Linked DNA regions of Homo sapiens: region 1 is linked to region 2. A link is a loop called in an ENCODE intact Hi-C map of the cell type or tissue named here. Cell type or tissue: heart left ventricle. All regions are shown on one strand. Links, peaks and the distances in the headings refer to the core of each region. The heading gives the core; the rest is flanking DNA. Region 1 has its middle 19 kb from the start of FSTL1. Region 2 has its middle 45 kb from the start of NDUFB4.

Region 1 (16,363 bases), core at 8,364-12,363, 80 kb before region 2:
TATTCCCTTTTCAAAAGGATGCCACGACTAAACTGAGAATAGTTATACTAGAGGGCATCCAAGGAAATGTGAGAGTGTAGTTTAGGTCAGTTACAGGAAGTGGTATCTTACACTGCAAAAAGGAAGTTTTGGACCACTCTCAAAAGTAGAAAACATAAGCAGGCTTAAAAAAAGCTTTAAAAATTATCTTTGTTGTTGAATCATAAGGAGTTATTGATAAAAGCTGAATATGTTCGGACTGCTTCCTCTTCTATGAGGTGTAGGTCAGGAAAGTGAGTGATGTTCCCTTCCCGCCATGTAGCTCTGCTATCCTTGTCACATGCAACCTCTTGATGAGGCTGCCAGCAGAGGCTATAAAGTTGAGAATATCCTCTGAAGACCTGAGCCCCCAAACCCCAAACTGAACTTAAACTGGGCTAACGCATCCTGATGGGCTCGTAAAGTGCCAACATTCAACCCTGACCTCTAACTTAGGTGCTGAGGCAGGAGTATGGTGTATTTATCAATTTGTGGATTAAATGCATCTTAACAGTCAACATTTTATGACCCTGTGAGGATGAGGGTAAGTAAAAGTGCATTTGATGGACACTGCTTAGCCCAGGATATTGTGGTGAGAGGACCTCACAGCGTACTGTTGGTGTGTGGGAGCACGCTCCCTGCCTTCTGACCAAGCACTTATGGAAACTCCCGCTGACATGTTGGCTGAGGCAGGAATGTAATTAGAAAGGATGGTTTCATTCCAGCACCATCACCTTCTTCAGGAAAGGGTAACCCTTCTTTATCTGGCATGTGGCCTTTTAGTTGAACTTGGAGTATTTGGGGATTGTTCAGAGACAGTGCTAACTGGCACAGGAATACTCATTCTGTGTTGATTGTTCCCTAGGGAGCTTCCTGCAGTAAAAGTGATAAGGGTTGTTCCAGGCTATCCGGTTATAACATTGGAGCCATGTTCATTCTTTGTTACTAAAAAAGAAAGTTTCTTTCTCTAGAGGGGCAGGGGAAGATGCATAGCTCCCTTAAGCACTCAGGGCATGGTTATGCTTTTGGATACAGGGTGGTGGTTAATAATATAGCTTAAGGAGTATTAGAGACCTGCCACTTACTAGTTGGTTGGTTGCTTAAGCTCTTTGCTCCTTAGTTACTTCTATAAAATGTCAAGAATAATATTGCACATAGTTTTTGTAAGGATAGAATGGAATAATGTATGTAAAATACTTAGTGCAGTGCCTAGCCTGGAGTAAATGCTCAATTACTATTAGCTATTTAACTATTTTACTTATTCATAGGTACTGAGAATCTTCTCTATGATTATTTTATTCCTAAACTTTCCAAGATCACAGTTTCATTACTGGAAGTGATCAGCAGCAGAAAGTTGTATAGTCATTTATCAGGAATAGATTTCGGCTGTTTGAAAATGTTGTAGACGTTCGGCATTTGTGGATTTAGATTTTGCAGTTTCAGCTATTTATAGACAACCTCAGGGATTCATGACAGCATATTTTATCTGAAACTTTAATCTAAAAGAGATAATAAGTAATCAGGATGCAGTGGAATCATTTTGAATATCTACCCAGCCATGTCCTTCTCTGAGAACTGACCCCACTCAGAGAGGTGAACCCAGAGGTGGGATTGTTCCTTATAACCCCTGCACCACAGCTGATTGGACCAGGCCTGGACACCCAACTGAGGGAGAGCTAAGGTGATGATTGAGTCAATCCAATTTTCTCTCCTGGATTGTTCTTATTTTTAGGAGATACCGGAAGAAGAATTTGACAATAACATCTCATGATTCTGCAATTTATTTTCAAATGGTTCAGGGGAAAAATATATCTGTCTGTATATATTATACAGAGAAAGTGAGAGAGAGAGAGAGAGAGAGAGAGAGAAAGTAGACATCATAGAGGGCTAACAATTGATAAATCTAACTAAAGATTACACAAGTGTTCATTGTACTATTCTTTCCATTTTTCTTTGGTTTTAAATGTTAAAAGTTGTAAACAGCTTTTAATGGAAAATGAAGTGTCCCTTTAAAAAGATTTTCTTAAAAAAATCCTTGAATTAGAAATGTACTCCAGAGCCTATAACCATCTCTCCTGAGCTTTGAGCCAAGAAACCACATGTTAGTATTGAGTGGCAGGGGCCAGGCACACACAGAAGAGGAAACTGGATTTCAGAGAGACACAGAGCAGAGGGGCAGAAATAAGCAGGGGGAGAGCCTGAGGGTCTTGGGAAAAGGCGAGTGGAGACTTGATTCTTGAGTTCCTGGTTCTGTCTTCAGAGGCCTGGTGCTGGTGTGAGGCCTAGTTCTTCTTTCTGCCTGCAAGTTCCATGAGATACCCTGATATCCTTCCAATAAATTCTTTTTTAAAAAATTTGCTGACAACAGCTTGAGTGGTTCTGGTCCTTATGAACAAGTAGGCTCTGATTAGACCCCTGGCCGGCCTGTGGTAATGGGTGTGCTGAGGCACGTGTGGGACTCAACGTGCATAAGCTGTGGCTGAGTAGCTTAGCTGAGAGTGTGTCTCAAAGACTGCCAGTGTCTACATCTCAATGGCGCGTGTGTGCCATAGAGTATAGGTGTTCACTGAAAGAATCACTCTCAACTGGACTTTATAGCCTTTAAAGGAATAAATATTCTGTATAGTAGGAACACAGATTCCTCAGTCCATACACTCAGATGTGCAGAAAAAAAAATAACCTTTTTTCCTTTTCTAGGACTAAACTTAAGTCCCATCTGCAGCCTCCCTTCTCCCTGGTAGCAGAATCTGGGTTTGCTCCCTGAGTTCAGTGTTTTCCTTCTTTTCCCCTGGGAGAATGTGGGGAGGATGGGCATCATCATGCGTGCACGCCTGCATCTACAAAGATGTCCCCTTCACTCTCTAGTCCTCCTCATCCTCACTGTGCAGCTTCTTCTGGCCCACCTGCTCCCTGGCTCCTGACCTGCTGTCTGGATACACAGGGACTTTCAGAGGCAGCCTCTGGCCTCTCTGCCCATACCCAGATCATTCCGGTGTCCACAGGGGTGGAGTCTTACCTCTTCCTGGGCTCAGATTTCCCAAACATGATTCTGAGAGTTCTTCTGTCCACCTTCTTCCCAGGCCTGAGTTTATGGGGGGAAAGTTACAGGGCCTTCTGCAAGTCATCAATGTGACTTTCTCTCCCTTCTCATGCAGCCCCAGAAGGGGGGACTGGATTGTAGACCCCCTGGAGATTCTTCTCAGTTATTGTTTCTGGTATAGTTTCATTTAAAACTTGTTTGTTTGTTTGTTTTTTGACAGCCTCGCTCTGTTGCCCTTTCTGGAGTACAGTGGCGAGATCTCGGCTCACTGCATCTTCACCTCCCAGGTTCAAGCGACTCTTCTCCTCAGCCTCCTGAGTAGCTGAGACTATAGGCTGTGCCACCACACGGGGCTAATGCTTGTATTTTTAGCAGAGACGTGGTTTTGCCATGTTGGCCAGGCTGGTCTCCAACTCCTGGCCTCAAGTGATCAGCTTCCCTTGGCCTCCCAAAGTGCTGAGATTACAGGTGTGAGCCATTGCACCTGGCCAAAACTTAGTTTTTTATGTTTATTAGAATATCTGCACAGAAATAGCATATTTTATTGTTTACTTTCAAAATATTAATGACTATAACTAACCAGAGAGACTTTCTATATTGCCCCTTTAGAAACATGGGATTCATAATTTACTGATGTATGGTATAACTTTATGCCATGAGTCTTTTGGGGAATTAGCTTTTGATATCTAAAAGTCAAGTTTTGGGATTTCAAAATGCTTTTCTCTTGCAAAGTCTATTTTAGAACCCAAAATCAAAGGGCTGACTTCTTTGATACCCATATTTTGTTGCAACAAACCTATTCTGAGGTAATGATGACTTAGGTCTAGGTCAAATGGAGACTGGTCAAGGGATACAATGAATTGTAGGAGACAGTAGTGTTCAGGGGGAGAACATGTTGGGTTATATTATCCCACTCTGTATAACAATGTGGTGCTCATGAATCTGGGGATTTAAATATGTCCTAGAGTTTTGCTTGCCAATGTCAAAGTTTTCCTCTATGGAGAGGTAACAGATTTTCCCTTGCCAAAGTTCTACAAGATGACATCTTGTGTACCTGAAACTTGAGTCAGCTGGGTCACCCTAAACAATTCAAATGCAGCTGGGGGTAGAAGGTGGCAAGCAAAGTCTCCAAGTCACTAAAAGAGGTTTCATGGAAGCTGTGCAACAGAGTTGACTCATGGATAAGCCCCTTAAACCTTCAAACAAAGCCTATTGATTTACATATGTGGGCACCTCGGTTATCAAGTTTCTGGGCTACGATGGGGTTGGAAAATGACAGAAGGATCTGGTTGTATATTGCAAAGAGTAAGAAAAGCTCCTGATAGCATGATAGCAGTGAGGGAGTCAGAAGTACAACAAAAATCAAGTAAAAACATTTTAAAAATTAATGCTGTCAAAGGACATTAGTGTAAATATAATGATTTAAATTTCTCATTTGTTCTTGTACCTAGTACTATAATCAATCATAGTGTTTTAAGTCTCAGTGGGAATTTAAAGAAATCTAACCCAATTATAAAATATGGGATTCATAATTTAACAATATGACATAAGAATAATAGTATGACATGATTTTATGTCCTGAGTCTTTTGGGACATTAGCTTTTGATAACTAAAAGCCACACTTTGGATCTCAACTCTTCCATTTTTTTTGCATAGACTGTAATGGCCTGATTTGTGTACATCCCACATCATACTTTCCTCACCCCACACAGTACCTCAGAGTATGACTGTATTTGGAGATTGGCCCTTTAAAGAGATGATTAAGTTAAAACAAGGCCATTAGAGTGCCCTAATCCAATTTAACTTGTGTCCTATTTGTAAGAAGAAATTTGGACACATAGAAAGACACCAGGAATGTGTGTCCATAGAGAACAGGCTATGTGAGGACACAGTGAGAAGGCGGCCGCATGCAAGCCGAGGACAGAGGCCTCAGAAGAAACCAAATATGCCAACACCTTGGTCTTGGGACTTCCAGCCTCCAGAGCTCTAAGAAAGTAAATTTCTGTTGTTTAAGCCACACAGTCTGTGATACTTTGTTAAGGTGTCCTAGCACGCAAATACAAAGACTACACTGAAGCCCAAATGATAAGAAACGGCTTCTTTGGTATGTGCATTCTGCAGTAGAAACCTACTTGAGGCTTTGTAATTTAGTACCAGGGCAGATGTGTAGCTTTTCCAAGGTCTCCAGGAAGACACAGAATTGAACCCAGTGCTCCTCACCCTGGGCAGGCAGCTTGGTGCAGCAGAAAGAACATAACGTTTTAGCTTCAAATCTAAGCCTTGCTGCGCAGAAGATGGGCTGCAGTCTGTAAATAACTTAACTTCTGTGAGCCTCAGTTTGTTCATTTACAAAATGCAGATGAGCTACAGAAATGACATGTGATGATATTCAGGTTACCTATGTAAAATACCTAGCTCAGGCCTGGCCCATACTGGAGAGGTAACAAATACAGTTCTATTATTGTTTCTGCTACACTGTGTCATAACCTTAAGCCATCAATAAAAGGTTAAATTGTGATTGGTATCCTCTGTCACAGAAGACAGGAGAGTATGTTATCTTTTAAATAGATTTTTAGCTTTATATGATAAGAGGCAAATATCTTGGTGGTTACAGGGATGAGTATTAGGTATTCAGAATGCTTGATTATCCGGAACTATTCCTCAAAGATTATCAATAGTTGAGATTACAGTGTCAACATTTTGTGTCCTCTGAACTGTTTTCAATTTCTATTCTCCTTTTTTAGTTTTTCATTCCAAGAACTCCAGTTCTCTCATAGATGCCCCATGGGAGTGGAGCTCCTCTCAATGACTTTCTTTTTTACTATTTTTTTTTCTGTATTTTCCAAAATGTTCATGATTAATAATGAATGCGTATTACTCTTACACCAAGAAAAGTCATCCTAGAATCTACTAAGAGGTCGGTGAAATTGGCTATTCGATCATTGCTGATCTTGATGGAAGGTGTTTGAGTGACAGTGATAGATGGCAGACTGCATGAGTGGAGGAGTGACTGGAAAGTGGGGGAGCAAAGCTATGTGTGGATGAGAATTTGAAAAGGGAGCTGGGTCTTTTGAAGCCTTTTTTAGGGTAGGAGAAGATGTGGGTGTATTTATAGGTGGGGAGGAAGTAGCTCTTGGAAGGGTGAGATTCAAAATAAAGACAAGAGAGCAAGGCCTGGGAAGAGGTATGAGGGATCAGGTTTGAGGCCCACGTAGGGGAAGGTTACCCCGGTACAGGAGGGCTGAAAGCTCTGCCTCTGGGACAGGCAAGAAGGAGGGAAGTTAGGGCCATGATAGTTAAGTTTAGAGGAAGAGGGGAGAGAAGTTAAGGAGTTGCTGTCTGACAGCATATTTTCTTTGGGAAAAATGATCTCAACTGCTGAGATTGAGGCAGACAACTGAAGAAAGGGCTTATGGAGAGAGTGTGGAGCTGTCAACATGAAGAATAAAAAAGAGTATTAAATGGGGATCAGTGAAATCATTGCCAGTTAGGGATGACGGTCAAGGTGGAGAGAAAATGGGGATAGAGAGAGAGCCGTGAGTTAATAAAGGTTTTTGAAGTGGGGAGCAGTGTCATGACAAAGGGATTTTAGGAAATTTTAAAAAGTGGTGGTATACCAGATGGTAGAAATTAGCTTTCTCACATTCTAGGGTGATTGGTAATGGCATGGAGGAGAGATGTCCAGCAGGGACCTTTTGAAGGAAGACCATCTGCACCTTTATAATAAGGAAGATGCCTGGAAGGCAGCAGGAGCTTCTTGGGACTCCTTTGCATTTTGTTGTTGCCGGTGTTGCCTAGGAAAGTTCTGCACCTTGGTGATAAAAACTGGTTCTGGTTTCCATTTTTCCCATACTTGTGAGCCGACCTCATAGTGTTACTTTGGAGACACCAGCACGAGCCAGCTGTCCCCCCTCCTCAGAGATCTGAGTTTCAGCTACGTGGGTCCCTCCTCTGAGTTCAGAGGCACCAGCAGTGACAAAGAGCCCCCAGCCTGGCTTCAGCTCAGCAGGGCCTCCCTTCTAAGCTTCTAGATCCAGATCATGCTGCCTCTTCCCTTAGTTCCCCTAGCCCTGGGAATGGTGGCTGCTTCTTGCAATTACATGTATTCACACTTTACCTGGATAGTCTTCCAATACCTGTTTAACCAGTTTCTTAAGTTAAATTCTTTCTGAAAAAAAATTAACTGGTTTGGCTTTTGTTTTGAGACAGGGTCTTGCTCTTGTTGCCCAGGTTGGAGTGAAGTGGCATGATCTCGGCTCTCTGCAACCTCTGCCTTCTGGACTCAAGCAGTCCTTTCACTTCTGCCTCCCATGTAGCTGGGACTACAGGTTGCACCATCATGCCCAATTAATCTTTGTATGTTTTGTAGAAACAGGGTTTTGCCATGTTGCCCAGGCTGGTCCTGAACTCCTGGGCTCAAGCAATCCCCCCGTCTCAGCCTCCCAAAGTGCTGGGATTAGAAGCATGAGCCACTGTGCCTGGCCTGTTTTCTTGATTAAACCCTTATTATTAGCGTCACTTAGTTTTCTAGGGCTGCCGGACCAAGTACTGGGTTACTTAAACAGTAGAAATTTATTGTGTAGCAGCTAGAAGCTTGAAATTATCAAGAGACATTGGAACCAGGGTGATTCCATCTTGAATAAGGGTTGAGTGAAAAGAGGGTGAGACCTGCTGGGCTGCATTCCCAAGATGTTACACATTCTTACAGGATGAGATAGAAGGTCAGTAGAACTGGTTTCACAAGATAAGTCACAAAGACACCGCTAATAAAACAGAATGTGGTAAAGAAGCCAGCCAAAGCCCACCAAAACCAAGATGGTGACAAAAATGACTTCTGGTTGTCCTCACTGCTCATTATATTATAATTATAATGCATTATCATGCTAAAAGACACTCACCAGCGCCATGACAGTTTACAAACGCCATGGTAATGTCTGGAAATTACCTTATATGGCCTAAAAAGGGAAGGAACCCTCAGCTCCAGGAACTCCCCACCCCTTTCCTGGAAAACTCATGAATAATCCATCCCTCGTTTAGCATATAATCAAGAGATAACCATAAGTGTACTCAGTCAAACAGCCCATGCCACTGCTTTGCCTATGGAGTGCCCATCCTTTTATTCCTTTACTTTGAATAATCTTGCTTTCACTTTACTCTGTTGGCTCACACTTGAATTCCTTCCTGCACAAAGCCAAGAACCCATGTGGCTCCCAGGCCGAACTCCAATTGTGAGGTCCACCCTGTGACAAAAATCACAGTATAAGCAGGGTTGGTTCCTTCTGAGGGCTGTGAGGGAGGAATCTGTTTCAGGCCTCCATCCTTGGCTTATAAATGGCAATCTTCTTCCTGTGTCTCCATGTTCCATTTCTACCTGTCTCCAAATTTCCCCTTTTCATAAGGACACCAGTCATATTAGATTAGTGCTCACCCAAAAAACCTCACTTCAACTAGATCACCTCTGGAAAGACCCTATGTCTAAATAAGATTACAGTTTGAGGTACTGGGGTTTAGGACTTTAACATATAAATATTGGGGAGTGAATGGGCATAATTCAATCCGTAACATCCACCTTCAGCCCGTAATGAACAGAAATTAGAGAAAACTGTGCTTAAATTAACCACTTCTAGGTTGGTGTACTTGGGCAAGTAGCTTAATCTCTCAAAGCCTCCATTTTAATCCTTTATAAAATGGATATGGTAATTCTTATTTCAAAGATTAGATAGTACTTTTTTTTAATTCCAAATTCTTCTCTTTCTCCTTTTTTATTTTCCAGGAGAAGGTAGAACACGTTGCTCCTCCTCTTGCCCTGCTCACTCTCTTATTCTTACTCTATTTAGATTAAAAAGAAAATAAAGTTTGTTTGCTCATAATTTACTTTGAGCCTTGACTGACAAGGGCTGTACTGATCTCTGGAAATCCATACCTCCACTCCCAGCTCTGCAACCTCTCATTCTAATTTAAGTGCTATCATCAGGGCTTCCTCCCTGCCTGCCTTTGCTCTGTAACTCATTTCTCTCTTCCCTTTGGCACAACCCAGGCGTGGGCTCTATTAGAAACACCTCTTTGCCAAGCAAATCCTGGCCAAGTTTCTCATTGCTAACTGCACTCCTGCCTCTCCATGGAGAGTGCTTTTCCACACACCACGTTGTTTAGAAAGCCTTGTTCCTGGAAGCTGACAAGCTGTGAGTTGCTTAAAATGTAGTAATTTACCTGTGAATAACAAAACTAAATATAGTCATGCAATATACAGTATTTGGAAACAGAAGAGCATTGTTTAAACAAGATTTTGAATAGTTCCCTCCTTAGGAATATGGTAAATGGCCTCAGCAAAATCTGTATTTTATATTTTGAAAAGAAATAGGATTTTTTCTCAAATTTTAATGTGAATAGGAATTACCTGGGCATCTTGTTAAATGCAGCTTCTGATTCAAAAGTTCTGGGGTAGAGCAAAAGATTGGTCTGTGCATCTAAAATTTTCCCAGGTGATGTTGCTATATCTGCCCACCAACAACACTTTGAATAGCAGAGCTTCAGAGATCATAGGACAGAGCTTCTCAATCCTGACTACACATTAGAATCATCGGGAGTTCTTTTAACAAATATCAATGCCTGGTTTCCAACATCCAGAGGTTCTGATTTAATTAATCTGTGATCTGAGTCTTACACTCAGGTTACTGTCTTTTTTTAAAGTGATTCTAATATGCAGCCCAGGTGGAGAATCATTGCTCTAGTCCATTGCTCTTTAACTTTAATATGTATAGAATAGCCTGAGGATCTTGTTAAAATGCATACCCTGATTCAATAGCTCTGGGCCAGAGCCCAAGATTCTGCATTTTTAAAATGCTTTTAGGTCATACTCAGGCTGCTGGTTAACGGACCACATTTTTGAGTAGGAATGGTCTAATTCGGCATTTCTCAACCTTGACACTATTGACATTTGGGGCCAGATAATTCTTTGTTGTAGAGGGGCTGTTCTGTGCATGCGCTGGCCTCAACCCACCTAGATGCCAGTAGTAACCTCCTACTACCACCACCACATGAGATAACCAAATATGTCTCCAGACATTGTCAGATATCCCCAGGGTGAGGGGTGCAAAATCACTACTATCACCACCAACGTCACCTGCTGTGCTGGCTTGATTCATCCTTCTCATTTTACTGGAAATAGGTCCAAAAAGTCCAGTGTTACAATGTCTCCATCTTTAAAGATCTCAGAACCTCTAGGTATTTGAAAGCTGACAGATTACAAAGCTGACAGCTGCCTTAACAGGGTGTGGTAGATAGAAGAATGCACCCCCCACCCCCAGAGAGATATCTATATCCATGTTCTAATTTCCCAAACCTGTGAATGTGTTACTTTACATGGCAAAAGATGCTTTGCAGATATGACTAAGTAAAGGATCTTGAGATGGGAAAATTATTCTGGATTATCCAGATTGGCCCAAGGGTCCTCATAAGAGGGAGACAGGGTGTCTGAATAAGAGGAAGAGAAGTGACAAAGCAGAGGTCAGAGAACTAGTGATTAGAAGATGCTATGCTGTTAGTTTTGAAGATGGTGGGAGGGGCCACAAGCCGAAGAATGCAGGCAGCTTCTAGGAGCTGAAAAGGTCAGGGAATGGATCCTCCCGTAGAGCCTCCAGAAGAAATACAGCCCTGATGACACATTGGTTATAGCCCAGTGAAACCCATTTCTGTAAGAGAATAAATTTATGTGTTAAGTCAATAAGTATGTGGTAAATTGCCACTGCAGCAATAAATTTACACATAGGGGAATGTGATAAGAAGATAAACGATCTTATGTTGTGGGGAAGCAGAAGTAAGGTTGTACTTGGGTAGAATAGAATATAGGGAATGGGAAGGTGATTAAGGCAACTGAACAGACCCTGAGTTGAAAGGGAGAACTGATAATGCTGTTCAAAATTAAGAGTAATGAATGGAAAATTCCATGGGGACCAAGGCAGGACTAGTCGGAGCAGATGGGCAAGGTGGGAAGATTATGTGGGAGAGCATTGGCTGCATGTGTGGGGCCAGAGAGCATCAGTGTACTGCTTCCATGTTGCGGCCCAACATGCTTGGACAGGGCTTTGTGGTCCTTGGTGTTTGCTGCCTCTTAGAATAATCTGAGAGGAGTGTAAAACTCCTGCAGCTCAGGCTGCACCCGTACCAACAAAGTCAGAATCTCTGGGGACATAGTCATTTTTAAAACTTTGTGTGATTCTAATGTGAAGCCACATTTGAGAACCAGTGCTTAAGAAGGTAAACAGTGAGGGACAGACCAATAAATGCATGAACTCAAATTAACTTGTTTCTAGAATAACGGTTCTTTGGCACTTTTGAGGTGGCTACTTTCTTGCAGGGAGTGATGAAGGTGGGAAACCTGGTACCACCTGATGTAGCTGCAGGTGTTGGAGTGAGGATGAGCCCCAGGTTGTATGTAGTGGTGTCCAACGACAAGGCAGGGGGCCCCTCAGCAGTAGGGCAGGGGAATGGGGAAGAGAAGCTGGGAATATTGGAGGCCAGGGCTGAGAATGAGGCTACTTATCTAAATCTTGTCACCCAGAAAAATGTGAGGAATTCATACATGTGCTGGACTGAGGTCAACATCAAGGAAGAAGGGGGAAAGTCTCCAGAAAGCCATGAACCACCATATCCTTTAGCTGATTAACTTTCACTGGTAGTTCAGGGTGTATCTTAGATATGCCTCTTTCAGGAAGCCTTTTCTAACCCGCAAGCCTGAGTTAGATCCTCCCTTTTGAAGCCTTTTCAAATAGCCTGAACTCTATTCACTAGATGCCAGTAGCACTCCCCAATTTGTGACAACCAAAGATGTCTCCAGACTTTGTCAGGTGTTTCCTGGGGACAAGATCACTACCGGTTGAGAACCACTGGTCTAGAGTAATATAACGTGTGCACATCAGACACGGTCAGTTCTGTAGAGTCAAGTAAGGGTTCCTTCTTGTTGCCTCAGGACCTTATTTTTCTTTCATTCTCTTTCTCCAACTCAGACACTCACTTGGGGGTTGGAAGTTAATGATGTGGCTTCTACAGAAGCAGTGATTATGTCTATGCTGCTTTTTTTTTTTTAAAGTCATATTCTCAGTCCTGTAGAACTGGGACTCTTTCCATGGCTTATTCCATGCAGGGAAAAATGCCTCCTTCCTGAGTGGGAGCCCCTCCCTGAGGTGCACCACAGCTCCTGTAAAATCTTGAGGATGTGGGGAGTAGCTTGGACCCTTCAGAGAGGGTTGGTTTGCTTAGTGGTGGGATGGTTCTGAGGAACCATCTCATAGCTGGTACAAGTGCCAAATAAGAGACTTCTTCTGAATCTCCACACATTAACCCTTTTATTTTGTGCTTGGAAAATATGTGCTGAGCTAACCACACAACAATAGCTCCAGACAGGCCAATGAGTGATGTTTCTCAAGATAGATTTAATCAAATGCTGCACATAATTTGAAGTCTTAAAATGAATTCCTTCTGCTTTCCAGTCTATGGGAGCATGATAAATAAAGCCATGAGAGGAACTCAGAGCGGGTGAATGTATGTCATCCCATAACAATGCTGGGAGAATGTTTGGAAATCCTCCCTTCAGGGTTCAAGTTGGGATGCAGGAAAGGCTGGTTTCTCTCCCTATATCCCTTCCTGAATCTCCCAGAATATCTGCCATGCCTAGAAAAACCTTCTTTAGTTCATTGTGAACAAGAAAGGCAGCTCATCTAAGAAAACATTGCCTCTTCTGTGTTTAGGGTACTCAGCATCTCATTTTTCACTATGCCTCATGATGAAATACTCATTATAATATGAAAGGGGCCACAGTTTGAAAGTAGGAAACATGGAAGGGGCTGGTGGTCCCTAGGAAGGTGATGAAAGTGAGTAAATGTGCACTTGATCCTGTCATCACTGAACATTTATGGGGCTTCCACCATGTTCCAGACTCTGTGCTAAGTACAGGAGATGTAGGTAAAAAAGATAAAGTTTGGAATTACCAGTTGGTGGAAGGAGGCAAAAAAGTAAATAGCTGACTGCCAGCCAGAGTGAGAAGCTTAATGACAAGTAAGGGGTGCTGTGGGAACACATAGGGGTAACCTCAGTGAGATGGGGTCAGGGAGCATGTCCCAAAGGAAGTATCTTATAAGCAGATGAAAGCTATCCAGGTGAAGGACCTGGATGATGGGATGGGTGGGAATGGGAATTTCTGGCTAAGGGCAATTTAGAAGCCCAGAGGGAAGAGAGAAGCCATGAACAGGAAGCAATTTAGTCTGGCTGGAGTAGACAAGGTCAAGTGGGATGTGCATGGCGGAATCCATGTAAGGAAGGTGGCTGTTTCGTTTCATGAAGACCAGGAGCCAGCTTGAGGCCAGGTCCGGGAACACAGATATCCCCACCATTGAAGCCCACCTTAGCCTCTGCAAGAAATCCCCTGGGCTTTCTGCTGGCTCCAAATCCCGGGATCAGAAAGAAGATGCAAATCAGGATCAGTAAGAAGCTAAGAGGCCTACAGTGAGGTTTTGTGTCTTGGCAGGTGGTGGAGTTGAATTTCCTGAACTCTCTGTGTGGGCATAGATGTGTTTAGTCACACTGTGGCTTGAGGGCTGATTTGAACCTACCTCAAGCAGGTGCTCTGTGGGAATAGTTAGGTGGGGGTTGGCAGGATAACTCATTTTATTAAACAAAAAAAAAAGGCCGGGGGGTGGGGCTTCTTCCTATCAAAACAGGGGAAGGAATGAATAAATTATTGATGCTAATTAGAGATAGGCAATGACAAACCTGGAGTTTCTGCCAATCATCAGCATATAAGTGGATAGTGCCAGCCTAAAGGTGCAGACTCAGGATGCCCCACCTTGATGCCAGGTGTCACCAGCTCTTCTCCAGTGTGGCTGAGCCCATGATCTCACTAGGCCCCTGAAGAGATCCCCACTCGGCACTCTAAGGTCAGACTGGGCCACCTTCCTGAGGTGCGCCTGCTCCTGCACAGCTGGGTCTCACACAGGCCTGCTCTCCATTCCTCAGGATCCCACCTGTCATCCACTGCACAGGACTCCTAATAGAATTCCATCAAATTTCAGAGCCAGATGGAGCTTGCGGAGTGTATTATTCAAGTTCTTCATTTAACAGCTGAGGAAACACAATTTACAGCTGAAAGCATTGGTAGAAGCCATTATCTGCTATGCGGGCTGAGTCACAGAGGAAGCCAGGCAGCAGCAAGAGAGGCCATGAAGCAGAGAGATGCTCAGAAAGGAGCAGAGAAGAGCAATTGTGAAAGACGATCCCCAGGTTGCCTGGATCCATTTGCTTTTGTTTTCGTTTTTGCTTTTGTTTTTTGATACAGGGTCTCACTCTGTCACCCAGGCTGGAGTGCAGTGGTGTAATTATAGCTCAATGCAGATTTGACCTCCCAGGTTTAAGCCATCTCCTGCCTCAGCCTTCTGAGTAGCTGGGGCTACATGTGCATGCCATTACACCCAGCTAATTTTGTTTATTTTTTGTAGAGACAGGGTCTCACTATGTTGCCCAGGCTCATCTCAAACTCCTGGGTTCAAGTCATCCTCCCACCTCAGCCTCCCAAAGTGCTGGGATTACAAGGGATCCATTTTTTTTTGAGGTCCAGCTGCATCCTTGACCTCAGGCTCTATCAGACTCCCCTGTACACTATTTACAAATTCCCTTTTTTGCTTAGGAGGTAGCTAAAGTCAGTTGCTGTTACTTGTATACCAGTTACTTAACAGATACAATGAATTAGAATTCAGGCATGTAAAGACACCTGTAAGAGAAAGGGTGGCTCTCAAGCTGAAATTGTGAGCATTGGTGTATTAGTTTCCGTTGGCTGCTGTAAAAAATGACCACAAATGGGGTGGTTAAAAAATGGAAGTTTACTCTTTCACAGTTCTGGAGGCCAGAAGTCTGCAATCCGTATCACCAGGCCTGAATCAGGATGTCAGCAGGGCTGTGCTCCCTTCAGGTCATTCTCCTTTCAGAAGCTGGAGGGGGACCAGCCTGACCAACATGGAGAAACCTCGTGTCTACTAAAAATACAAAATTAGCTGGGCATGGTGGTGCATGCCTGTAATCCCAGCTACTCAGGAGGCTGAGGCAGGAGAATTGCCTGAACCTGGGAGGCAGAAGTTGTGGTGAGCCGAGATCGTGCCATTGCACTCCAGCCTGGGCAACAAGAGAGAAACTCTGTCTCCAAAAAAAAAAAAAAGAAGAAGAAACTCGAGGGGGCAATTTGTTCCTTGCCCCTTCCAGCCTCTGGTGGCTGCTGCCATCCCTTTGCTTGTGACTGTATCACTCTAATCTCTGCCTCTGTGTTCATGCTGCCTTCTCATCTTCTGTCTGTGGCTCTAATAAAAAGGGTTTAATCAAGAAAACATGCCAGGCACAGTGGCTTACACTTGTAATCCTAGCACTTTGGGAGGCTGAGACAGGAGGATTGCTTGAGCCCAGGAATTCAAGATCAGCCTGGGCAACGTGGCAAAACCCGTGCATGGTGGTGCAAACTGTAGTCCCAGCTACACGGGAGGCAGAAGTGGGAGGATTGCTTGAGTCCAGAAGGCAAAGATTGCAGAGAGCCGAGATCACGCCAATTCACTCCAACCTTGGCAACAAGAGAAAGACCCTGTCTCAAAACAAAATAAAACAAAACAAAAGCCACACTAGTTATTTTTTCAGAAATAACTTAAGAAAGTGGTTAAACAGGTATTGGAAGACTGTCCAGGTAAAGTGTGAAAACGTAATTGCAAGAAGCAGCCACCATTCCTAGGGCTAGGGGAAATAAGGGAAGAGGCAGCGTGATCTGGATCTAGAAGCTTAGAAGAGAGGCCCTGCTGAGCTGAAGCCAGGCTGGGGGCTCTTTGTCACTGCTGGTGCCTCTGAACTCAGAGGAGGGACCCACGTAGCTGAAACTCAGATCTCTGAGGAGGGGGGACAGCTGGCTAGTGCTGGTGTCTCCAAGGGAACACTATGAGGTCGGCTCACAAGTATGGAAAAGATGGAAACCAGAACCAGTTTTTATCAACAAGGTGAAGAACTTTCCTAGGCAACACTGGCAACAACAAAAAGCAAAGCAGTCCTGAGAAGCTCCTGCTGCCTTCCAGGCATCTCCCTTATTACAAAGGTACAGATGGTCGTCCTTCAAAAGGTCCCTGCTGGACATCTCTCCTCCAAGCCATTACCAATCACCCTAGAATGTGAGAAAGCTGATTTCTACCATCTGGTATATACCACCACTTTTTAAAATTGCCTCCCCTTCTCTCTTAGAGGGACACTTGTGTTGCATTTAGGACCATATGGATAATCCAGGATAAT
Region 2 (16,363 bases), core at 6,916-10,915:
TGGAATGGGAGGGATCTCCTGAAACTTATCTTGTTCTCTTGTGTTGTACACTTTATTTATTTATTTATTTAATTTTTTCCTGGTGTTTTATTTACTGAATTGATGATTCAGGCTTAAGGCCATCAGGGAGGTAACCCTGGCTATGCAACAGTTATGACTAAGGTGGGTAGGTAGATGTAATATCCAATGAAGGGCCAAGGTCCCAGCCTTGATGAGGGTGGCTGAGGGAGCTCTGAATTAGATGTACTGGGGTTTTATCAAGATGAAGAGTGGGAGTTACTTCAGTTCCCTTGCCAGGTCATCAAGAAAACTGTTCACCTCACAGCCTCACTCCTGTCTTGGTGTTTCAGCTATTCAGATTGGACAGGTACCTCTTTTCATCTGTAGGTAGGTAGGAATTGTGACTCATGTAGGCCTGAATCTGGAGTGTGGTCCTCCTGTGGGGCTGCACTCACTCTGGATTGTTCCAGAAATGCTGTCTATAGGTGCCTCCATGTTGCATTCCTGTTGGGGAAGCCTCAGCTGTGTCTGCAGTGGAGTGCCAGAGGGGAACAAGGACCTCTTCTCAAGGCCCTTCATGATCACAGAGGCCACCTGCCTGTTGGGGTATAGGTTCAGACTTGGGGTATAGGTACTGTACCCAGCACTGCAATTGTGTCTCTGCTGTGAGGAAATATCCACCAGTGGAAAAAACAAAAACTCAAGGCCTGCTGATTCTTTTGTCCCATGGGGTAGTCCCCTTGATGTGGTGCTTTCTCCTTTCCCCTAGGGAAGGGCCTTCCTGCGAACTGGACTGCAGTGATTGTTATTGTTCTTTTGGTTTTAGCCACCCAGTGGGGCCATCAGGCTCTGGGCTGGTGCCTGGGATTGTCTGCAGAGCCCTGTGATGAGCCATGAATACCAACACTTGTTCTAGTGGAGGTGGCAGGGGAGTGAAGTAGACTCTGTGAGAATCCTTGGTTGTAGATATGCTTAGTGTGCTGGCTTTGTGACGTGCTGGTTATGTATTTGTCACATGGACAGACTCAGGGCCTCTGGTTAGCCAGGAAAATGCAGGCAGTGGTATTAAGTGTCATTTTCTCCTTCCTGGGAGCAGGGTTGATCTGCTATGAGTTGCTGTAATGGCCTGAGTTGGTTGGCCTCTAGCCTGGAGGTGGCACTTTCAAGAGAGCACCCGCTGCAGTATTAGTGGGATTTGAGCTTGCCCTAAGTTGGCCAGGGGAGGTATTCTGGTTACCCACATAATGGGCGGGGCCATAAAGCCTCCAAGAGTTTATGTCTTTTGTGTTCAGCTACCAGGGCAGGTAGAGAAAAACCATCAGGTTGGGGCAGGATTAGGCGGGTCTTGACTCAGACTCTCCTTGGGCAGGGCTTGCTGCGGCCACTGTGGGGGATAAGGGTTGGTTCTCAGGCCAATGGGGTTATGTTCCAGAGGGGAGAATGGCTGCCTCTGCTTAGCAGTATTGCTTGCCAGGAAAGTTGGTGATAGCCGGTAGTGCAAGGCCTCACCCACCTCCCATGCAGTTGGTGAGGCCGGCTTTGCTGCCTCAGTGCCCCACTAACAGTGCCAAGTTCAGATCCAGGCAGCCTGTGCATGTGGAACTCAGACCTTTCCCCAGGCCATAAGCTACCCCACTGAGCAAGCAAGCTTGGCTTTCAGGCCTCACTCTTCCCCATCTACCCACAATGTCAGCTGCAGCTCCTGCCCTCATATCTGCAGCAGTTCCTATTTGCCCCCTGGATTCTGCTCAAAAAAGTTAGTTCCCAGTCCAAATTATGCCAAAATCCAGTCGGAAGCTTCTTACACCCTGTGACCTCTCCCTAATCCCACTGGCTGCCTTCCCTGAGGGCTCCTGTGAGATATAGTCAGAGATGGTGTCCCTGGGCTTGAGCAGGAGAATGGCAGTGCCTATAAGACTCTTCCTGCTGTTGCTTTTACTTTTATATTTGGCACAGCTCCCTACATCCATTCCAGCTCTAGGTAAGGTTAAATCTTTCTCCTGTGATCTGTATTTTCAGATTCCCTAGTGGGGATGTGTGTTCAGAGGCAGTTTTCCCCCCTAACAGTTTGGGAACTCACAGTTTTTTTGCCTGTCTCGTGGAATTTGCAGTGGCATGTCACTTATTTCAAAGAATCTGTGAATTCTTTCAGTTTTCCTGGTATAGTCCTGCGGTGGTTCTTAGAACAAAAGCTTGTGGTGTGAGTCTCCACACGCTGTTCTGTACATCCCAATGGAAGCTGCATGTTAGCTCTGTCTCCTATCTGCCATCTTCCCCATCGCTCACTACTGAATTATTGCTGGTTTTTTGTTGTTGTTGTTATGCCAGCTAGGCTCATTCTAACTTATTGAGTTGATTCCCCTTCTCTTTGGTCTTGCTGTCTTAGTCCATTTTTTGTTGCTTAGAATACCTGAAACTGGGTAATTTATAAAGGAAAGAAATGTATTTCTTACAGTTATGGAGGCTGAGAATTCCAAGGTAAAGGATGAGGAAATTCTTGCTAGTGGAGATTCTCTGCAGAGCCCCAAGATGGTGCAGGGCATCACGTGGTGAGGGAGCTGAGCATGGTAGGTTAGGTCTCTCTTCTGTTGCTTATAAAGCCACTAATGCCACACCCATGACAATCTATTTACTCACTAATCCATGAGTGGATTAATCCATTGATGAAGGCAGAACCCTCATGATCCAGCTACCTCTTAAAGGCTCTACTTCTCAATACTGCCACATTAGAGATTAGGTTTCAACATGAGATTTGGAGAGGACAAACAATCAAACCATAGCACTTGCACTGCATCTGCTCTGCACTCTTTTAGCCCTGGATCAATCCTAGAACCCGCCTTCCTGCCCGCTATACTCAGGATGATGTGCCGGACTGGAAAAAATTCATCCAACTGTGTGGGCTGGTGGTCTTTTACTTGTTAAATATCTCTACATAGCTCCTCCCCCATTCTTCACAGAAGTGCCTGTTAATGTTTGTATTGCTCCTCAAGACCCTTACTACCATCCTCTCACTCTTTCAGAAAATGTCTTTACTGCCTGCTTCTCAGAGAAAATGTAGCTACTAAGCAGCTTCTTACTGCTCACCTGTAGATGTGTCTATTCATGTGTCTTCCCTCTTGTTTTAAATAAACAGACATCCTTTCTCTCCTCCTGTCAAAGAGATATTGTTTCCAGCTGTCTTGGCACATGCCTGTAGTCACAGTTACTTGGAGGGCTGAGGTGGGAGGATTCCTTGAGCCCAGGAGTTCAAAACCAGCCTGGGCCACCTAGTGAGACACCATCTTAAAAATCATCTGTTACGATTAATTTTAGGTGTCGACTGTACTAAAGGATACCTAGGTGCTGGTAAAGCATTATTTCTGGGTGTGTTGGTGAGGGTGTTTCCAGAGGAAATTGGTGGAGTTGGTGGACTGAGTGGAGCAGATCTGCTCTCAATGTGAACAGGCACCATCCAATCAGCTGGGGTCCCAGATAGAAAAAAAGGTAGAGGAAAAGGCAAATTCACTTTCTCTCTCAGAGCTGGGACACTCTTCTTTTGCTACCAGATATCAGACCTCCAGGTTTTCTGGCCTTTGGACTCTGAGACTTGCACGAGTGGCTCCCTGGGTTCTCAGGCCTTCAGCCTCAAATTGAGAGTTACATCATTGGCTTCCCTGGTTCTGAGGCTTTTGGACTTGGACTGAGCCATGCTACCAGCATCCCAGGGTCTCCAGCTTGCAGACTGCAAATTACGGAACTTCTCACCTCCATAATCATGTGAGCCAATTATCCCAATAAATTGCATCTTATCTATCTATCTATCTATCTATCTATCTATCTATCTATCTATCTACCTATCTATCATCTGTCTATCTTTATCATGACTCCCGGGTTAATGACACACCTGCGACACAGCCTCAGGAGGTCCTGAGGACATGTGCCCAAGGTGGTCAGGGTACAGCTTGCTTTTATACATTTCAGGGAGCCATGAGACATCAATCAATATGTGTAAAATATACATTGTTTCTGTCTGCTAAGGTGGGACAGCTCGGGCTTCCAGGTCAGAAGTAGAAAAGAGAAAAAGGTTGAATTCTTTTCAGCCTTCTACTGAATACACAACTTACTCTGGCTCAGTGAATCTGCATTTTCACATAAACAACAGGGCAGAGGAAGCAATCAGATATGCATCAGTAAACTATCGCAAGAACAAAAAACCAAACACCGCATAGCTGCCATGGATGCAGCTGGAGGATAATGGCCTCCAGCTGCATCCATGTTTCTGCAAAGGATATAAGTTAGTTCTTTTTTATGGCTGTGCAGTATTCCATAGTCTATATGTACCAGATTTTACTTATCCAATCCACTGTTGATGGGCATCTAGGCTGATTCCTTGCCTTTGCTATTGTGAATAGTGCTGCAATGAACATATGAATTCAGGTGTCTTTTTGGTAGAATGATTTATTTTCCTTTGAGTATATACCAAGTAATGGGACTACTGGGTCAAATGGTAGTTCCAAATTGTTTGAGAAATCTCCAAACTGCTTTCCACAGCAGCTGAACTAAGTTTCATTCCCACCAACAATGTATATAAGTGTTTCCTTTTCTCCACAGTTTCATTAGCATCTGTTATTTTTTGACTTTTTAATAATAGGCATTCTGAATTGTGTGATATGGTGTCTCATTGTGGTTTTAATTTGCATTTCTCTGATGATTAGTGATGATGAGCATTTTTTGGTATTTGTTGGCAGCATGTATGTCTTCTTTTGAGACGTGGCTGTTCATTCATTTGCCCATTTTAAATTGGATTATTTGGTTTTTGTTTGTTGATTTGTGTAAGTGCCTTGTAGATTTTGGATATTAGACCTTTGTCAGGTGCATAATTTGTAAATATTTTCTCCCATTCTGTAGATTGTCTGTTTACTCTTTTAATTTATTTTGCTGTGCAGAAGCTCTTTAGTTTAATTCTATTCCAATTGTCAATTGTTGTTATGATTGCAGTTGCTTTTGGGAACTTAGCTATAATTTTTTTTGCCAAAGCTGATGTCAAAAAGACTTTCCTAGGTTTTCTTCTAGGAGTTTTATAGTTTGAGGTCTTACATTCAAATCTTTAGTCCATCTTGAGTTAATTATTGTACCGAGTTAAAGGTAGGGCTCCAGTTTTATTCTTCGGCATACACCTAGCCAGTTATCCTAGCACCATTTATTGAACAAGGGTATCCTTTCCCCATTGTTTTTGTTGACTTTGTCAAAGGTCAGATGGTTGTAGTTGTGCAGCTTTATTTCTGGGTTCTCTCTTCTGTTCCATTGGTCTGTGTCTGTTTTTGTACAAGTACTATGCTGCTTTGGTTACTGCAGCCTTCTAGTATAGTTTGAAGATAATTCTTTTTTTGTTTGTTTGTTTTTTTGAGATGGAGTCTTGCTCTGTCACCCAGGCTGGAGTGCAATGGCGCGATCTTGGCTCACTGCAACTTCTGCCTCCCTGGTTCAAGCAATTCTCATGCCTCAGCCTCCTGAATAGCTGGGATTACAGTGCCTGCCACCACTCCCAGCTAGTTTTTGTATTTTTAGTAGAAACTGAATGTCACCATGTTGGTCAGGCTGGTCTCGAACTCCTCACCTCAGGTGATCCACCTGCCTCGGTGTCCCAAAGTGCTGGGATTAAAGGCGTGAGCCACCATGCCCGGCCTGAAGATAATTCTTAATAAACGTATTCAATTAACCAGCTTATCACTCCATCTCTAACCAGTCTATAAAAGTGGAAGTCACTGTACATTGAAAAACAAACAAAAAACCCAGGCCAGGTGCAGTGGCTCACACCTGTAATCCTAGCATTTTGGGAAGCCGAGGTGGGAGGATCGCTTGAGCACAGGAGTTTGAGACTAACCTGGGCAACATAGAGAGACCCCTGTTTCTACAAAAAATTTAAAAAGAAAATTTTCCAGGTATGGTGGCATGCACCTGTGGTCTCAGATGCTCAGGAAGCTGAGGTGGGAGCATCACTGGAGCCCGGGAGGTGGAAGCTGCAGTGAGCTGTGATGGTGCCACTGCATTACAGCCTGGAGGAAAAATAAACAACAACACAAATACCCTGAAGCCTGCATTATCTCCTCCAAACCATATGAGGTACTGTCAAAATTTGCATGGTCTCCAACTTGATCTATACTGGTACATTGCCTCCCAGGGTGGGTGGGTGGGGGTTAGTGGGGAGATGGAGTGAGGCAGAAACCTGCTTTACCAAACTGAGATAAGAATCAGGAAAACTATCCCAGCTGTCGATGCTGGTGCAGAGCAAGAAAGGAGTCTAACACTGTCTCAGCCCTCATTTCTAACATTAATTTTGGCAGGACATGGAAGCAACAGTGGAAAGCCTCCCTCTCCATTAATTTGGAGCTAAGAAAAAGAAAAGGTCATCTTCTGAGTTGAACTAGTAAAACTCACATGCAATGGATGTGATTAGTCACCTTTTGGAGTAAAGCTAGAGAATATCTGAAATGGTTGGACCTCAGAAGACTGCAATCAAGGCAAATGATTTGGGTGTAATCAGAGGAAGGCAGGTCCAGAATATGAACTTCATTTAATAGAAGGCATTTAATTAATTGTGTTGTAAGGTGTTGGTGTGGGGGAAGGTTGGACAGAAAGGGAATTGGTCAGCTTCGGCTATGGAAATCCCAAGGAATCATAACTAGGCAGTGTCCAATCAAGCATGTTGTAGAGGAGAGACCCTGTCCTCTGTGCCCTTATGGTTGCTGGAGAAGTTGCTCTACTTGGGGACAGTAGTGCCTCTTCTCTCCTCAGCACTCTGGGTGCCCTTTGTACAGCACCTAGGTTGATTCCTGGTCTTTGTTATTATGAATAATGCTGCAATGAACATAATGAGTACAAGTGCCTTGTTCACCTGTCGCTGGTTTTCCAGGCATTCTGATCCTAGGACAGGCTGCCCTGGATGGTGGACATAAGCTTTTCAGTCCCTGGGAAGAAATGTCCCCCACTGTGAGTTTATCAGTTGGTCATGAGGTTAGACTCATGGATTTGATTAACTTGAGTGACCTCAGATTCTGAAAACTTCTGAGATCTTGACGAGGGTAAATTGTGGAATTTGGAAAGTGGTCAGTTCCCATGAGACCTTGTGGTTGGCAGCATAGCCTTCTCTCAGAACATGCTGATCTCATCATCAGTCTCTTTCTGCCTTCAACAGACACTATCTACTTAGGTCAATGACTGTCAACCCTATCAGACTCAAAAGCCTATTTTTAAATGAATGTTTTATTATGTTCTCTTTACTATTCTGAAAAGAAATTCACAAGTAGGCCAAGGCAGGAGAATCACTTGAGTCCAAGAGTTTGAGGCTGCAGTAAGCTATGATCTTGCCACTGCAAGATCCAGCCTGGGTGACAGAGTGAGACTCTATCTTTAAAAAAAAGAAATTCACAGTAATACAACCTCCTACTCATATATTTTTTTAAAAAAGTCATTATTAAAAAACTGGTAAAGAGAAATACTTTGTAATAAAATTGTATGTATTAGCAAATTCTAATGTTGGGGATGACTCATTGGAAGACCTAACGAAGTAGTTGCTTTGAGATCAGAGTGAAGGTGGCGGAGGCAAGTGTAGATAGAGACAGGTGTGCTGGCAACTCAAATACCAAGAGTAATGTTGCTGTCAGTGAAGTGTGTTTCTGAAATTGTGACTACTGTTGGTAGAGTTCCAAACCAAAGTACAGTCTTACTTGCTTTAAAAATGCAGAGAGGGCCAATCACGGTGGCTCATGCCTGTAATCCCAACACTTTGGGAGGCTGAGGCAAGTGGATCACTTGAGGTCAGGAGTTCAAGACCAGCCTGGGCAACATGGTGAAACCCCATCTCTATGAAAAATACAAAAATTAGCTGGGCGCGGTGGCTCATGTCTGTAATCCCAGCACTTTGGGAGGCCGAGGCGGGTGGATCACTTGAGGTCAGGAGTTCGAGACCAGCCTGGGCAACATGGTGAAACCCCGTCTCTACTAAAAATACAAAAGTTAGCCGGGCATGATGGTGTGCGCCTGTAGTCTCAGCTACTCTGGAGGTTGAGGCATGAGAATTGCTTGAACCCGGGAGGCGGAGGTTGCAGTAAGCCAACATCGCACCATTGCACTCCAGCCTGGGTAACAGAGCAAGACAGTCTCAAAAAAAAAAAAAAAAAAAAAATGCAGAGAGAGCATGTATGGAAAATTCAGTGTACATTAAAACTTTGCAAAGGTAATCTGTGTTTCTAAGTAAAATGGAATTCCATTTCATACCCAGATAATTATAAACAGGTTTTTCACACAAATGTTCAGTGTGACTTCTGAAGGTTTTATAGGGCACAAGAATATTTCTTGGTTGTTGTACCTGTGCTGCACATGACTGGATAGCTAGCATCCTTGGTTCCCTCTCAGCAAATGCCACCAGTACTATTCCAATAATTCTGACAGCCAAAAATGTCCGTTCAAGTGTCTGATACATCCCCTAGGTGGTGGTACCACTGCTGTTGAGAGACACTGAATTAAGTGAACAGGAATCAAAATGAGGGTCCAATAATGCAAATATGCTATTTCCCACAGCACAATCATTCCATGGCCTGGCATGATGGAAAACCCTGGGTAGCAGAAAGAAGGCAAAGGCTGCATGAGAATGGGGCCAAGTGTTAGGTCTAGAGGGGGAAGCAACATTCCAGGCATGACAATATGTCAGAACTTAGGAGGGGAAACCAGGATAACACTTCACCTCTGGGACTTTGGCCAGCGTATGAGTGGGGCCAACATAGAAAGAACTGTGGCTCTGGGCCACATGGATACCCAGGTTTGTCCTCGGTGCCTGAGATCCCAGATCTGGCTGAAAAGGAAGGATTAGGGGTCAGTGCAGGAGCCTGGAAGCATTGGCTTTCTTCCTAAAATTTGAGTCTAGGGATATGACTTATTTCCAGATTCCTTATGCACAGCCCCACTCAGAAATGCCCCGATGTCTTGTATGAACTTAAGTCTTCTCAAGTAGTAGCAGCAGAGAAGAAAGCAGAGGCCAGAGAGACAACAGCCTCCATTTATCAGTACCAAGCATGTGACTGAAAAGGGGATGCCTATACCACACCATCTGATTTTCTTACATCAGAGTATTCTTTGTCCTCATTTTAACAGAAACGAATCAACTCATTATTCAAACAAAAACATGTGCTCAAAAGAACAAGGGTTGAATGGTGTTAGCAACCATGCCTCACTCCACCCCTGTCCAACTCTGTTGGTTTCCTCTGGATGGACACAAAACAGCTGCTTGGAACTCAGATTTGGAGTTCATTTCCACAAGTAGGGTCATGAAGGTGTGGCCATCAATTGAGGCAATGCTTATACTGAATACCACAATTTACAAGGGTAAGTAGATAATTATGCTGAGAGCCCAGGCTGAGTCCAGGCACCACGATCCATGCTTTGTAACTCAGAAGCCAAAAAGCACTTCCATAAACCTGATATTCCCTGAAGACCATCTGAACAGGATGATGCCTCATCTCCTGTGCTTCTGATCCCAAAGCATATCCAAGACAACCGTCTAATCTCTGCTCAGGATTCAAACTACTTAATGTTTTTATTCCATTGAGCAGGCTCCTTTGTGGATACAGATCCTGCAAAACAATAATAAAAAAAGCTCTTATCTCAATTATGAGGTCCTATTACTTCATCTGTCCCACATTCACTATAGTAGATGGTCATGAGAAGAACAAGTTCAGCTTTATAGTCCTTAATGAAATCTATTAGCAAAATTGAGTTTAAAAAAAAGAGAGAAGCATTCTGTACATTAAGAAAGATTTTCCATTTTAGCATATGAAAAGAGGGAAGGAACTAAAGAAGAAATTATCTGCAATTACAGAACAATCAAGGAGATAGCTGACTTGTCTTCCCTCCCATTCCCATAAGCTTTGATTCAATCATGCTTAAGATATTGCAGAATTATACTCCTGAAGTCCCAAGTCATTGTGCTGGTCTCTCTGACATCTTCTGTCCCTCTACTCTTTCCCATTCTCTCCTGGGGTCTCCTATCTCCCTATGGACAGCTTTCTCCAAACCTGGCTCTGCCCCTACCTCTTGAGCACATGCCTGAGTAGATTTGAAGGCTACTTATCTTTTGGGTTTTTCCCTCAGTACCACAGAGCAACGATTTGATCCCCTGGTAGTTTAAGATCTGAGACACCACTAGAAGTTCCTCTGAACAAAGCATTCTATGAAAAGGAAGGGGATCTACATATATGCTAATATATTTATCTCTGCTTTTCTTCTGTGTCCTTTGGATTTTCTTCCTGTGTGTATCTCATTTTAATCAAGATATACTTCCCTGCCCAGAAACCCTTAATGGTTACCTATTGCCTAAAAAAATCAAGTCCAAGTTTGTCAGCATAGCATTCAAGATCCTCTGTGATTTGCCCCCTCACATGCATTTCCAACAAATCAACTCCTCTAGCCAGAGTGAGAGTCTGTATAATTCAGTGCTGAACGTGTAGCCTCTGCAGTCCAATCCCAGCACAGCCACTTGTGAGCTGTGTCCTCAGGTGAGTTGCTTAAACCTGTCTATGCCTCAGTTTCCTCAACTGTAAAGATGGAATAATAATAGTAGTAATTTGAGTTGTGTGCAAACCAAGAGAACTGATAAATGTTTGTGGGCTGAGAGCAGGGCCTGATCATAATGTATCAATGTACTACTCTCAACCCACTTGCACTTTTCTATCTTTGAACATTTTTTCACAGTTACCAATTTTTGAAATGCTCTTCCCTTCTCTCCACTCCTCTAAATACTTTCCATCCTTTAAAGTCCTGATCGAATTTTTCTTGCACAAACTTCCCTGAACTGTTCAATTTACAGTGTTCTTTTCTGTTTATTGTTCTTATGATCTATTCCACAAATTTTGCAAATAATCATTTGTTGCATCATGGAACTTTTTGTATTGCCACCTTGTATGTTAACTGGGAATGTAATTTTGCCTTGTCCCCTACCAACTGGCCTGTGAATTATTGGAAGCAAGGACTCAGGCCTGTCTTTGTATACCTGGTATATTGCCTTTCCAATAGTGGCTCAATAAATATCTGTTTATTTGACTTATTTGATTCACAGGTTGAATGCAAGATTGCCAGATGCCTTTGGAAGTGGTTAGCTAAAGGGAGACTAGAGGAGTTAGAAACATTGTTATTTGCTTGTAAAATATTTATGTTTCTATGTAAGATGTTCCATTTCCATCTTGGAAGCACTAGAACTGTCTGACTAGTGGAAATCCACCAGGATGAGATCAGGTGCTGTTTCTGGCCAGAGGGAGAGATTTGGCAGCCAGATGGGCTCTTAGAAGAGCAATTTAACCAGATGCAGAATGGCAGAGACAGAGTCCCCAGGGCTGGCTATGATACAAAGGGATCTCCTGAAGCGCAGTTGCTTCCACAAAGAAGTTTTGCAAATTCAGACCTTCCTTCCTTGCTGCTTAATTTTCCCCTGGGTGGAAACCTTTGGCATCCGAGAGGGCCAGGGCCAGGTAAGATAGGAGGAAGAGCTAGTGTGTTACTGGGCCAAAGACTTCTGGGTTCTAGTCCAGATTTTTTCAACAACTTCCTGGGTGGCCTTGGACCTTATGTCATCTCCCTAATCTTCAGTTCCCTCATCTATCATGAATGTGTTGGATCAATATGTAATCTCTACAGTCCCTGCTGACTCTCATACTCTATCACTCTAGGATTTTTCTCATAGTGGAGTCATTAGTATCTACTATGCAGGAGACAGAGACCTCCTTTGCCTGGAATTAATATTCTTTCGGTTGGGGAGATGCAATCAGAACTCTGGCCAGTGGAGCTCAATTGAGTCAGTCCCTAGGGTGTGAGATGATCTCATTTTATGGGGAGTGACCCTGCTTACAACAACTTGGAATTCTTTACCTTCTCCACCACATCTGGGAAAGTAAGGACTTGGGATATAGGATAATGAAGAGAGGGCAGGGTAATAATGGGGCAAAGGACTTAAACTGGAGCCATATCTGATTATTTGGTCAATTGTCCTTGCCTCTAGATTATCACTGAGTGTTCCCTTTCTGTAGTCCCTGACTGAAGTCACAGTCATTAATGATGGTAGAAATCCAGGGAGATGAAGCAAGATTACACTGAGGCTTGGTGCCAAGTGTCTACAAGTGTCAGAGACCCCACCCAGGCCTTGGACTTGGCCTTATGGGTACATTCTCCAGGACCGCCCCCACCTCACCCTGCCAGAAAGTGCTCCTCCCCTGGAACCCGCCCCCACCCAGATGACCTTCGCAGCCTTCCTCAGGTGCTCCTGGCTGCTCTCTGCTCCTGCACCACCTCTCTCTGTCAACTTAAACCCATAGTAGCCCCTCCCACTAACTCTCCTCTACTCCCCCAGCTAAGACAGCAGGTCTGCCTTTTTAAACTCAGATCAGGCTACTGGGTGTGAGGTCCATGAGGCCATGGCCTTGTGTCTTTTGGTGCTTGTGAGCTTATCTTGGGCCTGGAAAATCATGCTGAGGAGGAAGATATTCCTGCTGCTGCCACCATGGAAAACAGTGCTGTGTTCCAGGAGCTGGGGAATAGTGTGGCAAGCAGATGACCCTTGTACAGCAGAACATTGATGACCTTCTGGAAGAGACCCAGAGATAAGGAGGGAACAGCTTGTGCGGAAAAGGGAGTCCTAGAAGCCAGTCCAAATATTGCAGATGGAATTCTTGTGAGTGAGGGCTTTCTACAAAACCGTTTGCCAAGACAGCTCACATGTTTGCAAGGCAAACATCTAGGCACAAGCTTACAAAATGAAACAGGCAGCTCAATGGCAGGCCCTGGCATGTTGTCGGTGGGAGGCGGACAAGTGAGGACCATGGGCCTTTCACCTGTCCATTTCTCTCTAGCTGCTATGGGGGGCCTCTAATGCTGTATGAGTTCTTTGACTTTCCAATCTATTTAATAGAAGAGAACCTGGGAAGTTAGCTCATCCAAGTCATGCCTCTGTCTCTACACTGGATGTTACCTGCAGCATGTGATAACAAGACAGTTCTGTTCTTTCAATAAATGCCTCTAGAGGAAAGTGCCCACCTATTCTCTGTGACCCATTCTAGGGTTTAATCGCTGTGAAATCTTGAACAATAGGCCTCACATTGACCTTAAGATGCCCCCTCGGTAGTTTACTTTTATTCCATTTCCTATTGATTACAGGTGGGGAATAGCCACTGACCAAGGTTTTCACTTGAAAGGATGCTTTTAAATACTTGACCATAACAGGCCCCCTTAACCTACACTTATTTAGACCTAATAACTTTAGAAACATTTTATACACTTATTTACTTGATAATCTTTTCCAACTATTCTATAATCTCTGCTAGTGACCACAGCTGCTCTCCCCCCGACAGAGCTCCCCTCTCCTTTCTAGGCACCCCATCTCTTCCCTACCTAAGAAATTTTTCCATCTTCAATGCACCAACATTTGAGCAGCTGTATAAGCACAAAATACTTAATTTGGGAACAGTGTCTGTGGGAAGGAATGCTTTGTTAGTTTCCAAAGTAATGCAAAGCTTAATTTTAGAAAGTAATTTAACTTTTTTTTTTTTTTTTTTTTTGGTTCTGGAAGTCACAGAGATTATGGATTGCACTGCAGAGGCAGCCTGCCTCCTGATGATGCTAGCACTTTGTAGCACTGGGTTTTTCTGCAGCAGTTTCATTTTTGTTCTCATTCAGAGACACAGTGGGTCAGTTCAATAAAAACATTTACTCCCTGAGGTCAGGGCCTATGTCTTGTACAGCCTGTCTGTATGGCCAGGGCCTGACAAGGACAAGTAAGTGGGAAGTATTCTTAAATGTTGAATAGCATTGCATTGCCTATCTGCCTCCCACTCCCTACCTTGGTCTTAAACTTGGTCCAATCAGGTTCTGGAACTAGGAAAGAACAGCTATCAAGTATTGGGCAGGACAGGGACAGGCGGGATCGGATCATACCACTGCTACATTCCATGGCTCCAGGAGAAAGTTATGGTGACAAGATTGAAGAGTATCATGTCCTACCAGATCTGATATCAGTCTCTTCCTCTCAGGGACACACAGGACTAGGAGCTGAAACATAATAGGAATTGGGATAGGAATCTGAACCAATAGAGCCAGATAGATTTGGAGACAGGGACCATGAAATGCAGAAATTAGGGGGGTACATCACCACCACCATAGTAGCAATATTTAGGGCTGGAACTGAGATAGGCTCTTGATAAGTAGCACTGCCCCAGAGCCCTCTGTGGGCTCCAGGTGAAGCACCTTCTATCATTTGCTGGGGTGCCTTTTGACTGTCATGGCATGCTCTAGTGCCTTAACACCACGATTGGTGACATTCCCAATTCCCCAGAAATAAAATTTAAACTCTATTTTCCAAGGGTACACACACACACACACACACACACACACACACACAGTCTCTCTCACTCTCTCTTCCAACTGTGTTATAAGCAAAAGTCAGTTTGAGAGGAAGACAGTGATGAAGTCCCCAAGAGAAAATCACTGTGAGTAAAGATACTGTGGCAGAGTGGACCAGACTCAACCAGAGCACCTGAATCTTGGAGGACAAGAGGTTCCAGGCAGAGCGTGAGGCTGTCTCTGTAGTTCTCACCTGAAGTCCCTCAACCCCAAATCCTAAGAGTTCCAGTATGTTCTGGAAACGAGGGGGGTGGTCTCAATTAGAAAACAAAAATCAAAACGAAACAAAAACATGTAAACAGAGGTACGGTCATTCTGGAGTTGGTATCTTCTCTAAAAGACCTGGAAGACCCGTCCTGCTGGCCAGGGAGGAGCTGACCATTGGAGGTCAGGGGTTTGGGGGAGGTGGGCAAGAGCGGCGGCAGCCAAGGGGAAGAGGCAGCTGTAGGGTGGCACGGCAGCCCACTCCGAGAACAGAGACGGGGAAAAGGAAAGACATGACTGCACAGCCAAATGTGGCAGAGTTAGCCACTTTTGCAGTATGTTTTAAATTTTATTCAAAGTGTTATATTCTGCCAGATCTTGAAATATTTCAGAGCTCAGCCTGTGGGTGGGTTCAGCTCCATATATTTTTCATTAACATCTACTAGTAGGCCTAGGATAGTACAGAGAGAAAAGAAAGAACCACGCCAGAAACACAGATAACGAAAAAAAACCAGGCTGACAAAAAGATACATAGGGAAAGATACAGGGAGATGCTGAGAAAAGCCGTTTTCTAGGTGCGGAGGAACACAGAGTTCTAGGAAGCAATTTAGTCAAGAGATTCAGGAAAGCCTATTAAGACGGTGTCCTGCGAGACGCTAGTTGCTACCCCAGGTTAGAGATCAGGCGGTCCTGGATTAAGCCTCCCCGAACTGAAAACCGAACAGAAACCGCAAAGCTGCATTGTTTTGTTTGTCCCTTGGTTGGGCTCCGGGCAACCAGCGCGCTGGGGTTCTGACACACTGCCTGAGCGCCCCCTGCTGGCCACTGTGCAGAACTTCACCGTCTGGGCCCAAGGTGAAATCGAATTACGTAATTTCTCGAGCTTTGCACACCCCATTTTTACATTTTTATTTATTTTTTATTTATTTTTGTATTTTCCCAAGCTCCTGGCTTCACTGAAGCCTACTGTCTAATGCCAGCGCTTGAATGCTCTGACTGCCAAGGTCCTAAGGCCCAGTGAGGGCAGTCCTGAGAGACCCAGCCTAATGAGAGTGCACGCAGGGGCTTGGCTGAACATTTATGAAACACGTGCCACATACAAAGTGCTGCGGAAAGGCCCAAAGGGATTTCATTTGGCTTTTCGTCTTCTTGCCTCAAAAGGGAGGCTAGAATTAAACTGCCCTTCTGGGGCCGGGGTGAGAGCCCTTCCCCGCCCAGTTCTGACCTTCGGAGCAGCCTTCCAAAATAAATCCCCAGAAGAGCCTCTCAGGGCACCAGCTGGCGCGCCTCCCTCTTTCCTTTCGTTATCTCTCTCCCTATTCATCTTCTCTTTCTTCTCTGCTTGGAGAGGAGAAATTGCAATGTGCAAAGCCCCTGGGGCGAGAGGGAGAGAAATACAAGTCTCCCCAAATGCCAAGCCTATGTTACTGCTAAGAATAGCCTTTATCTCTGGGAGGAAGCGCAGGAGACCTGGTTCCTGTTTCTCTCTCCCTCTCCCTCCCTCCTTTCTCCCTCTCTTCTCCCTCCCCCTCACACCAGATGAAGGTTGATTATAAAGAGGGCAGTGAGCCTGTCTTTCCTAAAGTGACTGAGACTTGAGTCACAAAGGCTAGAGAGGGGATGTGGGAGGAGAGAATGAGAGTCCAGAGGCAGGGTGGGAGGGAAGGGAGAAGGCAAGAGCAGCATGGGGGAAACAGGAAGAACAGGACACGGGAGTCTGCAGCCAACTGATTGACAGGGG

What was found. Peaks named below come from ENCODE experiments on the same cell type or tissue, not always from the same donor. Only the 100,000 strongest peaks of a DNase experiment are listed, where the experiment ranks them.
Region 1: it touches region 2 in a loop (4-fold over the local background); 5 of 110 quality-filtered maps call a loop at or near these places.

What each region holds. Positions count from the first base shown.
Region 1 is chr3:120,461,944-120,478,306 of GRCh38, forward strand. No RefSeq gene overlaps it. Among named protein-coding and RNA genes, the nearest start is that of FSTL1, 19 kb to the left of the region's middle. RefSeq lists an enhancer at 7,865-8,786. In heart left ventricle, for the core only: no CTCF peak of the experiment used is centred there; no DNase peak of the experiment used is centred there; H3K27ac peaks cover 896 bases.
Region 2 is chr3:120,543,640-120,560,002 of GRCh38, forward strand. No RefSeq gene overlaps it. Among named protein-coding and RNA genes, the nearest start is that of NDUFB4, 45 kb to the right of the region's middle. In heart left ventricle, for the core only: no CTCF peak of the experiment used is centred there; no DNase peak of the experiment used is centred there; H3K27ac peaks cover 2,949 bases.